2 separate regions of the Mus musculus genome follow, and region 1 is linked to region 2. The links are chromatin contacts, found by POLR2A ChIA-PET in ENCODE. All regions are on one chromosome and are shown on one strand. The core of a region is the stretch at or near the end of the contact, and the rest is flanking DNA. Distances in the headings are between cores, read along the strand shown. Region 1 has its middle 4.3 kb from the start of Mir3074-1. Region 2 overlaps Aopep (aminopeptidase O).

What was found. ChIA-PET counts read pairs that join two places held with the same protein, here RNA polymerase II (POLR2A).
Region 1: POLR2A ChIA-PET joins it to region 2 with 50 read pairs in embryonic stem cell. The contact joins two enhancer-like sites. POLR2A ChIA-PET finds 5 or more read pairs at or near these places in 4 of 5 experiments (Patski and embryonic stem cell).

Annotation. Positions count from the first base shown.
Region 1 is chr13:63,303,062-63,308,189 of GRCm38, forward strand. It overlaps a transcript of Aopep not described here and a transcript of Fancc not described here. Among named protein-coding and RNA genes, the nearest start is that of Mir3074-1, 4.3 kb to the left of the region's middle. Within about 2 kb of position 2,805, at least 3 of the 3 ENCODE cell types and tissues checked have a DNase peak (open chromatin) inside an H3K27ac peak, as active enhancers do.
Region 2 is chr13:63,271,363-63,276,390 of GRCm38, forward strand. The region is part of intron 13 of Aopep (aminopeptidase O); the gene reads left to right. Among named protein-coding and RNA genes, the nearest start is that of Gm16907, 23 kb to the right of the region's middle. Within about 2 kb of position 1,420, at least 3 of the 3 ENCODE cell types and tissues checked have a DNase peak (open chromatin) inside an H3K27ac peak, as active enhancers do.

The sequences.
Region 1 (5,128 bases), core at 1,555-4,054, 33 kb after region 2:
GTTCAGGGATCAAGTCCCTTGTCCCCATGGGTCACTGAGCCCTGTGCCTGGCTGTGTCTGGCTTGGGTTCTTGCCAATGGGTTTCAGGTAAGTGGAGATCTCACTGGAACCAGATGCCCATTTCACAGCTTTGGTGAAGGATCTGTGGTAGAGCTGTCCTTTGCCACCTCTGGCTGGGTGCAGAGCAAGCCTATCCTCCCCTCTCCTCTAGTCCCCCACCCCAACAAGTTAGGCAGCAGCTCCTGCCACCCATAGCTGCACCAGAGGCCCATGAGGCTGTGGAAGCAGGCTTCCCTCATCTGGCTGAGACCTCTGGAGTCAAGAAAGTGCAGTCTCCATTCTTCCGTGAGCCACCTGACTTCACAGGACACAGAACATTGCAAACGTTAACTTGTCAAATAGGATGCGAAGCAGGGTCTGAGGGCGGAAGAATGGATGTCTAGGGAGGCTTGACCTCCTCCTCTGAGCTGTCTCACCCAGGGAGGAGTTTGCTCTATAGCATATGGTTCAGGTGATGAGTGAACTGTTGGCGGAGGAAGGATGTGGATCATCACCCAGGCTCCTGCTCCAAACCACAAGTGGGCAGAGCAAGAAGCTGGATCCCTGGGTCAGTGTTTGCTGTAGACCACTCTGTAGTGCTTGGTCTTCAGAGCTTTGGTGTCCAAGCCTTAGGCAGGGGCTTGGAACCCCTCTAAGGAACTCTCCCTCCCACCACTCAGATGTGAGACTGAGCCTGTGTTGAAAGCCTGGAAGCCTGAACCTGAGTCTGCTCCTCTGTCCCTGGAGAGACTGAGACTGTCCTTGGTGGTCAGGCACACTTGTTGCCAGCACTATTTCCATGCCGTTTTCTAGCCTCACTTCATTCCTGGAGGAAGCTGAAGGGTGAGAGAAACCCAATGGGAGCAAAGTGCTCTACCACCAGGCCCATGCCTCCAGTAGGTAGAGGGGCCGGGACAGGAGGATCCGTGTGAGATAACTGCCAAGAGGTGAGTGGGATAGCAGAAACACCAGCCTCTTAACCCTGCCACTGAATACTGTCATCGTCATTGCTAAGCAGATGTCCATCACTTGAGAACAACAGGCCAGGGCTGGGCCAGCCTGTTCTCACTGATCCCACCAGAAATGGCCTCCTTCCAACCAAGACAGCCTAGAGTTACTCCATCTCTTCTCCAGAGGAGACACACCCCTCCGTGTTATCTGGGATGCTTCCGACAAGGATTAGAGCAGGCCTCAACCGGAGTGAGGCCAGGGCTACAGGAAGGGGGTGCATCTAGATCATCTGATGTTGACCCCTGGGCCATGGTTCCCTGCACAGGAGGAAACATCAGTGCCCCCACTGTGGGCTATCCTTCTGCATAGATCCTGAACCCACTGTTTTGTCCCTCTACATAGATCCTGAACCTGGCCTAGGAAGGGAGCCATCCACACTCGGATTTGTAGAAGAGAGTTGAACCCCAGGAAGGGGCAGAGGTTGGCTGGCTGGGAGCTCACCACCTTGTTTGTGAGCCTTTGGACAGAAGCCAAGGGAGAGGTACTGGGAATTCTGGCTGGACCCAGGCAGGAAGAAGGGAAGGGTGGGGTTGAGAAAGTCCCAGAAAGGACTCTGGGCGCTCTGACTCAGCTATTCCAATAGTACTGGAGGATTTTAAAGCATTTATGTATTTATTTATTCAAACGAATTTCACATCAAAAGAATGAAATAATTGATACTATAGCAAGGTATTCTTGCTTGTGGTGAGCAGAAATGTCATAGAATGTCCCCAGGGTAGAAACCAGAAATGGCAGATATCCCAAAGTAAGCAGTCCTTACCAAACGCAGAGGGTTTTTCAGGGTCCACTCCAGGCCAGTGCCAAGTTCCTACCAGGTTTTTCTCCTGACCGTGGCTTAGCAGGACATGGCTACACAAGCCCAGTGAGCGGCCAGCTAGCAGGGGATGCCACACACACAGGGATCTCTGTTATCCACAGCATCACCTTTGCCCCAACTCTCCAAAGCAGCTATGGCCCAGGAAGCAACAGAAAGCAGTACTTAGAGGATGGGATCTGAAGGGTTCACATGCAGAGCTGCTTGCTTCAGTCCTGCTGGTCCCCACCAGGCTTATACAGAGACGGAGCCAGCCAGTACAGGAACAGCACTGGCCTGGTAAGGGAAAGGAGAACACCCCGCCCCAGCTACACCTGCCAAGTAGTCCTGGGTGCTGGGCCTGTGGCCTTAGCTGGCCTGCTCCCTGAGTGGCTGGGCTGCCATACCCATTCCCACAGTATGTAGACACCTTGCTGCGGCTTAACATTGTTTCCAAAAGCTCAGTGGTTATTCAGCCCCTTGGAACACTCTCTCCCTAGGGAGTGGCCTAGCCTCATCACATCTCTGAGACTCCCAGGGCTGGCGTGGGTGGGGAGTGCCTGGACCTCCCAAGAAAGGTTTCAGGGAGTAGTCTCAGTGAGGGGGGTGAACTCACCCTAGCCACAGTGAATTCGGGGGCCCCTTGGCTGGTCTGTGGGGTTTACGAGGTGGGAGGGAGGAGCAGCCATCCGGCTATTCAGGGGACGGTTTTATGGCCCCCTTCCCACCCATTGATGCTGTCGGAGAGATTGATGAACCAATAAGGCAGTTCTCTTCAGACCAATGACCAGACAGTGTGAGACAGGGAGGAGACTGGGGCAAGCGGAGGAAGTTTCCCAGGATGGGGTGGGCTGCTGAGGAGACCGGCTCTTGGTGTTGGCATGTGTAGCCCCAGTGGGAAGACTGGCCAGAAAGAAGCCCTGCCTTGGTGGTTGATCCCGCTGGGAGTGTCCATGTCCGTGTTCTCGGAGAAGCATAGGAAACAAGAGGTACAGTCACCAGAATGTGGCCTCAGCAGCTGGCGATGGCCCCAGAAACCTGGCATGACAGGACGTGTGTGCAAGCTTGGGTTGGAGATACAATGCCCTTTCTCTTCAGCTGGCTTGTAAAATCAAATCTGGCCAATTCAGTGAAACAGGCTTGGGCTGGCTTATGAGTCCCCGAGGACAGAACAGGAATGAGTATGGGACCTCTCCCATCTGTCCTGGGTCCACCACTGTCTCTTGTCTGTATAATGACCTTACCTAGGCACTGGCAGGGTGGACCAGGAACATGGACGGGGCAGGCCCTAACCGGCTGTCCATTCCATGGCATTCCAGGAAAGCGATCCACCAGACTGTGTTCTGTCCTGGCTACATAGCTTATTGTGGCTATGTCTGGATACAGAATGTCTGGATACAGAGTAGGTGTGTGCCCTGCGGCTTCTCATTTCTTAAGCCACCTTTGTCATTTTGCCTATAATTTCTTACACACACACACACACACCTTTAGAGCCTGGTACCCAGCTGTAGCACTCAAGAGTCCCAAGTTCTAGGAAGTTCTTGTCTACTCCAGCAGGTCCTCCCTTGCTGCCCACTGTCCGATGGATTAACCTATAGGAGAAGTGTGGCCTTCTAAACCAGGTGGAACTTGAGGCTTGAAAAGCTGCGGGGAGCCGAGCCGCCTGAGCCTAACACAGCCTTACCTCACTCCTCACCTTCACACTGCAGTGTTGAAGGTGCTGGAGGCTCTGTGGCCTATGAAGAATGGAGATAGCTGTGAGGTTTATGTTGAGTTATAAAGTGCAATAATGGTTTAATGGTAAAAAATTGCAGTTGTAATTTTTACCTATTATACTATGACCAGGAAGAAACAGGTACAGAGGTGGAGGTCTCAGCAAGCCTTGAGGTCGGAGGGTACGTCCTAGAGTAGGATGGTGACAGGACAGAGGCTAGGAGTGTGGCAGATGGAGCCTCAGGATGCATGTCAGAGCACATGGCTCCAGCCCTGGAGAGTACTTAACTAGAAACCTCTATTCAGATGCTGGACTCTAAGTCCTGGGTGCTACCATGCTGCTACAGCACGGGGGTTGCAGATGTCTCCTCCTCAGTCACAGATGGCGCTCCACCTGCTTTGCTTCCTTCCTCCCACCCCCTCCATTTTCTCTCTCTGTAGATCAGATAGCAGAAACTGAACTCTGCACAGCTCGCTCCCTTCTCACCTGGGCTCTGCCCTAGCCAATCACTGGAGTAACACTCACTTCATTGTTACACACAACAGACATCCTCCCCCACAGCCTAGCAAGCACACAGACAAGCACCTAGCCTCACAACAGCTCCCCAGAGGCAGCACAACAGCCCATGTGTAGTGTCCTTGAGGGTTGGCTTAGGACCCTCAAAATTCCAAAGACTGTGACACTCAAGTCTGTATAGAAGATGCATTCACACTGTCAGAACACACAGCCATGGCACACCCTCCCTCAGGCTTGCTGAATAACTGAGAGTCACCTTGGCCTTCGGATCCTCCTATCTCCATCTCTCTAGAGCTTGGACTGTGCATATCTGGACTCCTGAAATCCTGGGGACAGCCTAACTCACATAGATAGGGCCTTTCCCCAAGGTTAGCTGTACCAAGTAGCCCTGGCTGTTCTGTGTATTGAGCCTCCTAGCATCTGAGAGAACTCCCCAGGTCCTCATCATTGGGATCTAAGCCATCTGAAATGGGAAGGGGACACCTAAAGCAGGTGTGTATTACAGGGTGGATGGAACTATAATTTAGATTTCAATGGTTTTTTGTTGTTGTTGTTGTTTTGTTTTGTTTTTCAAGACAGGGTTTCTCTGTGTAGCCCTGGCTGTCCTGGCACTCACTTTGTAGACCAGGCTGGCCTCGAACTCAGAAATCCGCCTACCTCTGCCTCCCGAGTGCTGGGATTAAAGGCGTGTGCCACCACGCCCGGCTCAATGGTTTTATTGTGGTAAAATAGTCACAGCCTAGAATTCACTGCTCTGGTGTTTGGAGAGCGCACTTCAGTGCCGTGTCTAATCACCGTGTGACCACCACCATCTGTGTTCTGAACTTTCTCTTCCCAAATGGAATCTTTTGGATCTATCAGACACTAACCCCACCCCTGCTCTCCCAAGTTCCTGGTGGCATCACTAGACTGTCATCATGAGTCTGTGTGTTCTAAGGATTGTGTGTGAATTTTCTAATGTCTTTGTGCACCTGCCTGTCTTGTCTAGCTTAGAATAGTATCTTCCATATTTCTTCACTTTAATTTTTAAATCTATATTTGTAATTACCATGCAT
Region 2 (5,028 bases), core at 170-2,669:
GATAGATACGCTGATTTTGGTTTGCATTTGTCTTAACGATTTATTTATACTGTTTAATCTAGAAATTACTTGTATTTTGGATTTTTTTTTTGGTCTGTTTGCTTGTATCTTTTAAAAAGACTTAAAATGGTTGCTACAGTTAAGCTTTAAATTGTGCTTAGCTGCTAAACAAAAATGGTGTTTTGCAAGAAAACAAAATGCTGTATTAATTTTCCATAGTCTTGGGCTATGGATCCCTCATCTGAAACTGGAATATATCCTAGTGAAAGCCTAGAATAAGACGGAAACCGTAACTAACTAAAATTTTTACATTTTAAAGTCTATTGTGGGCCAGGTCACACTGAAAGACTTGTATAACGTATTTGTTCTGGGTTGTTTAGAGTCAAGGTTTTTATTTCTTCCTCCCAGACAGTAGTTCATTGCCTGAAACTTAAAAATAAAATAAAAACGCTTCTTACAAATTTACCCTGTAAGCTTCCCGACAGTTCTAAATGGGCGAAGATGACTTGGATCAAACCAGGACTGGCAGGTAGCATGTGATGCTGTTTTTTTTCTAAGCATTTTTTAAGGGTATGGTTCTAGTCCCTGAAATTCCACTCAGCATCTAAAACTGGAGTGGAATTTTAATACTTAAAATTGTAAATGGGATTCTGCCCGATGCATTTTGCTTGTTTGGAGGAAACCCTTATCGTTTTGTTTGCGTCATATCTTCAAATGCCCGCTTCACCATTCTGGTAAACAACTGTGCGTGCAATGATAATCAGGTTTGAAGAAGCAGTGCTAGGGACGGTGGCGAATGAAGTGATTCTGTTGTTGGAATCGATCTTCCCTCGTGACCAGAATGCCAGTGGTATGTCCTGGGAGTGTTCTTCATCAGAGCTGGTGGCAAACCCAGGAAACTTATTTCTGGCGCCCCTTTCCCCTTCCTCTTTCAGGTAACTAACTGTTCCTAATGATTTGGTGTGAGAGGTTGGCAGTCGCCCCCACCCCCCACTCCTAATTAGCAATTATGCAGATTGTTTACCAGAAACCGGCTGGGCAGCTTTTTCTTCTTCTGCCCTCCCTCCTAGACCTACACGCTGCTTCCAGGTGACCCAGGAATGTTTTGCTCCGCGGGAAAAATCAGATTGTTTTTCATCCCGGTTCTAACTGGAAAGATCTTCAAGGAAGTGTTCATGGGACCCAGTGTAATGAGGGGGCCTCACTTTAGTGAATTGGAAGGAAAGTGCCATGCTAAGCCCGCCTTTGTTCTCATTTGAATCACAGGCTGTACTGGGACTGGTCTGTATGTTGAGTAAGTGCGGGGTGGGAGGCGAACGCCTAATTTGTGGAATTGCGGGGGGCGGGGATGTTAGGGCGGGGCGGCCTTGTGGATTGGCTAGAGCAGAGAGGGCGGGGCGAGCGGCCCTTATCAGCCTACGCCGGCAGGTGCAGGTCCCAGGTCAAGGTAAGGAGGCCACGGCTCCCTTGTCTGCCCCTGCACCCTGTCCGGGACTTTGCTGCTTTGTTCTCCCTTGCTGAGGGCGTTTCTACTCAGAGTGCGTTCCAGGGCTTTGGGATGAGGGCGTTTCTACTTGGAGTGCATTCCAGGGCTTCGGGATTATAGTTCCTGGCAGGTCCTGGAGAAAAGATCCGCAGAGACACCCTGCCCTGCAGCAGGGAGAGCTTGAAGGACACTCACTCCAGCAGGAAAACAGCAACGCGCGGTGGCTGGCTCTGGCTTTGTCTGGGAATGTTCAACAGGTTAAGTTGAGGTTCTAGACAGCTGCACGTTCAGGCTCTGCTCAGATGGGAACCCAGAGCAGAGAGCAGAGGCCGCACTCTCCCCTGACTTTGACGGCATTTGTTTGCATCGCCCTGCAGTGCACAGTGTGTTCGTTGTATTTCTGCCTCGGCCGGCCGTGATTATTCCTCCTCGCAAAGGTCTGAATTAAGAAGCTAAGCTGGAAATGAGCGGGGCAAGTGGTTCTCAGCTTGTGGCGTTAAAGTGAGTGATTTCTGGGTCTCCTCACGTTGAGGGACCTGTAGCCACTTTTTTTTTTTCAGGTTAGTTTGAGTTTTATTTGTTTCCATTTTATAATTGAACATATTTAGGGGGTGGACTATGGTGTATTGATTCATGCATTGTGTAAACTAGAGTCTTGCCTGGCTTTGGAATAATGACCGTTTTAGTTGGCGTGTTAACAGCAAAGCGATGGTTGGGAACGGGAATATGTGCTGTGGTGCCTTGTTTTTTTTTTTTTTTTTTTTTTTTGAAAAGTTTCTCTTTTTAAAAATTCAGTTATGTAATTTAATTACGTAGGAAAATTTTCTCTTAAGATGGAAACCTAGCTTCATTTCTTCCTCTTAAAAAAATCAACTATTGGTAGGTTCCAAGATAATTCATACAGTTCCAATTGGATCTGAGGAAGAAGGAAGGTCTCTACGGCATTTTCTACTAGAGATGAAATAATCAGAACACTTAGAATGCATTATCATTTCAACAAAACAAGTCTGGACTTTTCTAAATGGACCCATTGTACCTATGCAAAGCGAGATACAAACTGGCCAGAAGTTGAGCAGGTTTATTTTTGTGAAATTTTTAGCAGTGACTTGATGCCTTTGTGATGTTAGGCAGCAGCTGTCCTGGGGTCACTAGCGTCCATGCCAGTTCCTGAGGAAGAAGCTGAATAGACTCAGACCCACACCTTGCAAGGGACTGTGCATTCCACAGCTACACAAAGGCTTCCTGGCTGCATCCAGCCTAGAGCTCACAATAGACCTCAGACCTGAGCACCTTGGGGCCAGTCTTAGGCTTCCTGTACTGGGGTGGCTTCTGTACTTTTGCCAGTGCTTGGTCACTCTGTGAGGAGCATGGCTTTGGATAGGGAGACTTGGTCAGGCTCCTGTCCCTAATGCTGCTTGCACATCTGCAGACATCAGCTTCTCCTGTACACCATATGCGGGTCCAATACAGCCTCCATCCCCTTTAGGTTTGAAAAACACGAATACTCGGCCTAAAAGTCCAAAGCTGCTTTGTTGTTTTTTTTTTTTTTTTCCCCAGAAGTTGTTTGTTTCTTTCCCTTGCATGAATATTCTTGAATTTTTCTGAGTTGATCCAGGGCATAAAACACCCACACTAGGAATCCCAGAGTGTCAAAGACGAGGCCAAACATGACTCTCCTGCCTTACACAACTTAGATTACTCTATAAAGTGAGACTGCCACACTGGGTAGCAGTTGGACAGTGGTACCTAGCAAGCATTTTATTCAATAACAACCACGTGCTTTATTTTTCCAGCAGTAATTCATGTAGTAAGACTTGGCCCCCTCTTCTAACACCCTGCTGTTTGTCTATAGTTGTGGTTGACTGTACGTATAATGATACAAAAGAAACCAACTTGCAAATTGTAGACATATGCCAGAATCTGTGGGTAGTTTAGATTCGGTACGAAAGACAGAAGAACGTTAGGGGGAAAAAAATCTGGCCAGAAGGACATTTATGTTGTACAGTTCTTTCTGTGAAGAAGAAAGGCCAGAGCCAGGGGTGAGGGGACATTGTTTTTTTGACTTCAGATGAACAGCTAAGAGTAAATTTCATTTCGAAACTGTTTCAAAATGATTGTACCCACACCTGAGTATGTGAGGAGAACCACTCTGAGCAGTGACTTCTCTGGGCTTCCGTTGCCTTTCTCATTCCTCTCGTTATGAGCATGTTTTTGTGGCTTTGTTTTTTACACTGAATTTTAATACTTGTTAGCAAATTTAACATGGAGGCCAGGCATGCTGGTCCTCATACAGTAGTCCAGTTTCTTCATCGGTGGACCCTCATCTTCACTGAGCCTGGTCCACTGCATCGGAGACATCGGAGCCGCCGCATACAGTGCTGATAAAACCTTTTAGGTCAGAACATTTGAAATTTGAGTTCTTTGAATTTGTTCTACTGTAGAGCAAATCTTCTGTTCTGAACACTTGCCTGCAGCTCTGTACATCTGCTCTTGATAGATTCTTTCACACCATTAAATTGTTTATTGATGGCTCTTCTTGCAGACGTTGTCACCCTGTTACTCCATCTTGCCGTGTTGGACACTGAATTCTTTTTAATGATTTAACTATGAAATCTGGGAGTAGGTGGGCACATGAAACAGATGTAGTTTCAGTCATTCTCATGACGAACTTTAAAATAAGAGTTGTGTTTGAGCGTGCTCTGTCCTGTTTAAACTTGAGGATTCTAGCTTTTGTGATACAACTTTGAAGATGGTGTTTTCTGTAGGAGGTGGGCTATTCTGCACGTTAGCACTCATTCAGAGGATGCATAGCTTCCAGAGTAATTGAAGCTCTTGTTCATGAATATGAGGACCTCAATTCTTTCAGCTTTGCAGGAGGCAGAGTTAACTGCACCAAAATCAGCCACGAAGGATCTCATGTCTACTTAGTTATTTACTAAACAGCACATTTGTACCCCGTGGCTACACAGGTTATCTCACTTTGACATAGTAATGTGGGAAGATAGAGAAATATAAGAAAAATTTCTGGGCTTGAGTGAATTTATAGTTAACTATATTTTTCCCATGGAGAAAAAAAAAAGAGACAGTATTTGATAATTTTCTTAAAATGACAGCTTTGCATGTATCTATAAGCATTTGGAAAACAGTATTCTTCCATGTTTAAACTTTTTCTTCCATTATTATGTGTGCACGCATAATGTCTGTGTGGACACTGTGCCATGTGTCTCCCATGTGGATCTGTAGATTGAACCTGTTTAGCAATCTTGCACAGCAAACACCTCCTTGCACAGAAGCACGTTTTCTATTTAACAAGATATCACCGACCTATGGGTGAAAGTACTGAAGCCAGCGAATACTGTTCCTGGTCATGAACATAGCGATTTTGCTGTGTGCCCTATAGGGGAGCCGCTCATGGCTGGTCCTGCATTTTAGAAGCTGCTGGTTGCCTTCTCAGCACTTCATTCACAGATGCAGCCCGAACTACATAAGGTCTACTATATTCCTTCAGTCATTCATCAGGAGTAAGAAAATATTTCAGACTG